Linked DNA regions of Homo sapiens: region 1 is linked to region 2. The links are chromatin loops, found by intact Hi-C in ENCODE. Cell type or tissue: OCI-LY7. All regions are shown on one strand.

Region 1 (2,500 bases), 400 kb after region 2:
GACTCTGAATTGCTCATGGGCCCCTGAGCACCAGTGATTTGCTTTTCTTTTATTGCAAAAGCAGAAGTGGGGGTTGAGTGAGCTTGGGCAGCCTTGGGAGGCAGGCAGGCCCGCGTCAGTGCCATCCTGGCTGTTTGTAGCTTGTATGACCTTGGGGAAATCCCCTCAACTCTCTGAGCCTTTGTTTCTTCTCTCATTAAGTGGGGATCATCCGTTCCTCATTGGACTATTGTAAGGCCTAAGATCAAACTTTTTTTTTTTTTTTTTTTTTGAGATGGAGCCTTCGCTCTGTCGCCCAGGCTACAGTGCAGTGGCACGATCTCCGCTCACTGCAAGCTCCACCTCCCGTGTTCACGCCATTCTCCTGCCCCAACCTCCCAAGTAGCTGGGACTACAGGAGCCCGCCACCTCACTCGGCTAATTTTTTGTATGTTTAGTAGAGACGGGGTTTCACCGTGTTAGCCAAGATGGTCTCGATTTGCTGACCTCATGATCCACCCACCTTGGCCTCCCAAAGTGCTGGGATTACAGGCGTGACCCACTGTGCCCGACCCAAACTTTTTTTTTTTTTTTTTGAGACGGAGTCTCACTCTGTCGCCAGGCTGGAGTGCAGTGGTGTGATCTTGGCTCACTGCAGTCTCCGCCTCCTGGGTTCAAGCAGTTCTCTGCCTCAGCCTCCTGGGTAGCTGGGATTACAGGCGCCAGCCACCATGCCCGGATTTTTTTTTTTTTTTTTTTTTTTTCCAGTAGAGATGAGGTTTCACCGTGTTGGCCAGGCTGGTCTTGAATTCCTGACCTCATGATCCACCCGCCTCGGCCTCCCAAAGTGCTGGGATTACAGGCGTGAGCCACTGCACCCAGCCCCCAGATCAAACATCTTTCAAGGCACTTGGAGCAGTGCCTGGTCTCCAGGGTCTTTAGGCTGTAACCACAGCAAAGCACTCAAATCACAGCCACTCTCCCTTCTGTCTTCCCTCCAGTGTGGGGGTGTGGAGGACCAACCTTCTTGTTCCCATTCACCCTGGAGTTCTTTCTTCTGAACTTCATCTAGCACCTGCTATGCACCAGGGATTCATGGGGGGGATGGTGGGGCGGAGGTCAAGGACGGTCAAGTCTGGCCTTCAGCTTGCCTCAGTCCCCGTGGCTGATGCCTTGCCCTTTGCTCTGGAATCTGGGCCCTACAAGCTCCTACCAGGCTCAGTGCAGAGAGGGCTCGAGGGCACCCCCTATCGGTGAGCAGATTCCATAGCTGCCCACGCCTCCCCCTCTCTTGAGTGGATGATCAACCCCAGCAATCTAGAGACATGTTCTTGGATTCTGCCAGCTTTATTTTTCAGTTGAAAACTCAAAGGAAAAAGTTACATTCCCAAAAGAAAGTAAAACACTTCCAATGATGTAGCCTGGAGGCCTGAGTTCACAGGTGCCCCTACCAAAACAGAGGCCCTCCCCAGGGTCCCCTGAAGCATTCAGTCCCAGTGTGTCTACCCCAAAGAGAGAAGCTGCCTACCTGGGCTTCTGATTAAGAGGCTTGGGGCCATCACTTCCCTTCAAGGAAACTCCTGCCTGAAAAGACCCCTGGATCAGGCAGGGAAAGCCAGTACCAAGCAGCTGAGGACCTGGCTTCGTGTCCCCCACCACGCAGTCAGCGTTCTGAAGCAGTGGCTTCCCAAATGGCTGTTGAATAAGTGAATAAATCTCTTGGGCATGAACAGGGGCCAGGTGGAGTTTTCTCTGCAGAGCTGGTACTTGCTGGCCGCACTGTCTCCTGGTTTGCAGTGGAAGTGTGGAGGAAGGGGGAGAATTACTCAGACCAGTGGGAGAGTTTCATGTCCCCCGGAAGTATTTTGAGCCCAGTGGCAATGAGCCCTGCTTCCGTGCGTTTGCAGCACGTGCGGTTCTGAGTTTCCCGGCATTCCATGCTGGTTATTCTGTCCCAGCCATGAATCTTGTCATTGTCAGGGAGCTGGAATTGCAGTAGAAGGTGAAGGAGTTTGAAGTCTGGCAGCCTAGTGCTGGCATAGACAAAATCTCAAACTGTAAAGGAGAGAGAAAAGTAAGACCAGGCTATGGGCCCCTGAGGAGAGGGGCCCCTGCTGTTTCCTGAAATAAATTATGCTAGGGCCCCTGGCCTTCATTATTAAAAGGACAACTCCCCATCCACTCCCACTCATCTCCCTCCCGCCTTTTTGTAAGAGCAGCGGGCATGGGTCAATGAGTCCCCTACAGCTGCAGGGCCTTTGCAGGCAGCGGTGCTAGGCCCAGCCTGCTGAGTTCCTTGGAAATTGAACAAGCATCTGTGGAGTGCTCACTCTGTGTCAGGTTCTGCTGCCAGCACCCTCGACACAGAGAAGACCAAGACATAGTTCCTAGCCAAGGGGAGGGCGGAACCTTAGCACACGATGCTTTGAGAGCTCAGGATGCATCCAACCCAAAGTGTGGGCTAAAGGGAGCTCACTGTGTGGGTGAGATCTTCAGTACAGCATGCAGTGGAGGCCATGAT
Region 2 (2,500 bases):
ATAAGCACAAGACCAGAAATGATCTCATTTAATCTGGAAACCATAAAGTAGATGTTATTATCCCCATGTTATAGATGTAGAAACAGAGGTTTAGAAATACTGCATTGCACAGGTTAGAAGTGGTAGAATGGGTAATGAACCCAGGTCTGACATTATCTGGACTCATTTTCTTTTTAATTATAATTTTCAAAGTAGAGATGAGGTCTCGTCACATTGCCCAGGCTGGTCTCAAAACTCCTGACCTCAAGCAATCCCCCCTCCTTGGCCTCCCAAAGTGCTGGGATTCTGGGCATGAGCCACCACTCCCAGCCAATCAATCAGTGATTACTACTACTACCACTACTACTGCTCTTTTTTCTTTTTTCTTGTTTTGAGACAGGGTCTTGCTCTGTTGCCCAGCCTGGCGTGCAGTGGCACGATCACATCTCACTGCAGCCTCCAACTCCTGGGCTCAAGCCAACCTCCCACCTCAGCCTCTCCCAAGTAGCTGGTACTATGGGTGTGCACCACCACACGGACTTGGACTCTTCTGTTTCTTCCATGGCTTTGCCTTCCTGTCCCTTTCTACATGCCCCATTGGGAATGAACCACTGACTTACGGTTCACATTGGCAACATTTTTTTTTTTTTTTTTGTCTTTTTCTGAAGTCTCTGATGGAATTCAGAGAGTTGGGGTGGGGCCAGGCCTGGCTTATGGGCTTATAATTTGTTTTCGTTATTTCTTTTGTTTTAGCACACCAATGACTTTGCCCTGTACACAGAAGCCATCAAGTTTTTCAACCACCCTGAAAGCATGGTTAGAATTGCTGTAAGAACCATAACTTTGAATGTCTATAAAGGTAAGTGTCCTCATGGGCTTGTGTCTCGGCTGATTTCTGACTTGGCAGCAAGCACTCACTCCCGTGTGTGTGCGTACAGTTCTCCGATTGTCACGAGGGAGCACATTGATGATGAGCCGTGGCAGCTTCTCTCATGAAAAACTTGGAATCCCCTAGCATTTAGCTGGCCGCTCATGGAAATCCTTGCCTTCTCCAGGCATGTCGAAGTCTTGCTCATGCTGCTACATAGAAGTAGGATGTCCTGAGAGGCACGTGTGGGATTCAGAGTGGCTATGTTTTAGAATTTGAGAAAGCAAAGTTGTCTTTTTAATGTGTCATTTAAATTTTTGTGTCTTGGCTTGTGAAATATACTTTAATACAGCTAAGGGGTAATTTGACTTTTAAGTAATATATAAAAGCATGTCACATTGTGAACAGCAGGGGGCAATGTTGTATTCCCAACAGGCTGCAAAGCCCAGCACTAACAATTCCTCCTTTCCCTCAAGATGTTCTTAATGCCCAAAACATTGCCCCAGGGAAAAAGCCATTCCCCCACTCTCCGCTGCACTGACACAAAGGCTGCCTGGCCACAAGTTTCCTGAACTGGAATTGCCCTTCCAAGGCGATGCTTGGAAGTTCTCTGCCTAATTCCTGGGTTATTTTCCCCGGAGTCACCACAGTGGAGATGGGACTATTTTCTCAGGGATGAAAGGGCTTTGACTTTCATGAGCCAAAATGTTATTACTCCCTAATGAGGGTGGGGGCTTCTCAGGGACTCACTCCAGCCTAGCACTGGGCTTACATTAAATTTAAGAACCTTTCTAAGAGCCCAACTGGACCCACCCAGGGGTCGCAAACTGAGGACCTGTGGGCCATATCCAGCCATCAGACATGTTTTAACTGGCTTAGTTTTTGAAAAAATGTGTAGTTGCCAGTATTTAAAAATTGGGAGATCTTCCATGATAATCTGGATTTGCACCTTGAAGATGTAGATTTGGCTAGTCAAGGCCCACAGTCCTGCAGTTGGGGGGGTCAGCTGGCACAGAAGCAGCTGCCCCTTTGGGGTCAAGGCCCGTGCTCCCAGGTCACACGCTGGACCTCTGGCAACTAGCCAACGTGGCAGGCTTGTAAGATTGTGACCCTGGTCCAAGCCACAGTTGGTTCTGCTGCCTCCTGCTCTGTTTTCTCCTGTCTCCTTCTAACCTTATCTCTCTGTGCAGATGCCTCCCACCCTAGTCTCTCTCCCTCTGAGCAGCTCTCTCACCTTCCCAGGTCCTAACCCTGTTAACTGTTGTCTGTTTTTTGCTTTTCCTTCAATGACGATTCCTGTGTTCCTTATTCCAGTGTCATGTAAGTTATTAACCTCTGGTTTTCTGCTTTCTTAATCTACCCTTATATGTAAATACCTTGCTTGAGAATGGTGTAATTCTCAGTGTAGTCTAGCTCAGTCTGCTACTGATAAGTAGGCTCTCCCATGCACCATTAATGTTTAGCCCAACTAATTTATTTTTAAGTATAAAATATCATAAGAACTGCCTTGATGACTATAGTTTTATGAATAAGATAAACATTTTTAAGTATTTCCAGGAAAGACAGACAATTTCAGATTATAGCAGAGGGCTTTTTCATTGTGGTTTTTGGGTTTTGCTTTGTTTTTGTTTTTTTTTTAATCTTCCCCAAGTT

What was found. Hi-C counts contacts between places; a loop is a spot of excess contacts. Peaks named below come from ENCODE experiments on the same cell type or tissue, not always from the same donor. Only the 100,000 strongest peaks of a DNase experiment are listed, where the experiment ranks them.
Region 1: it touches region 2 in a loop (4-fold over the local background); 10 of 110 quality-filtered maps call a loop at or near these places.

The regions. Positions count from the first base shown.
Region 1 is chr16:11,370,705-11,373,204 of GRCh38, forward strand. LOC400499 (putative uncharacterized protein LOC400499) reads right to left here. Exons shown (of 67, transcript NM_001370704.1): 67 at 1,311-2,034. The coding sequence ends at 2,030. The region is part of intron 1 of LOC105371082 (a long non-coding RNA gene); the gene reads left to right. Among named protein-coding and RNA genes, the nearest start is that of RMI2, 26 kb to the left of the region's middle. RefSeq lists an enhancer at 21-521. In OCI-LY7, CTCF peaks have their summits at 1,246 (motif pointing left) and 1,448; DNase peaks (open chromatin) are centred at 77 and 1,217; H3K4me3 peaks cover 524 bases; H3K27ac peaks cover 1,604 bases.
Region 2 is chr16:10,970,393-10,972,892 of GRCh38, forward strand. CLEC16A (C-type lectin domain containing 16A) reads left to right here. Exons shown (of 24, transcript NM_015226.3): 5 at 733-838; 6 at 2,162-2,167. Among named protein-coding and RNA genes, the nearest start is that of CLEC16A, 27 kb to the left of the region's middle. RefSeq lists silencers at 1,140-1,434, 1,758-1,935. In OCI-LY7, CTCF peaks have their summits at 1,272 (motif pointing right) and 1,483; a DNase peak (open chromatin) is centred at 1,279.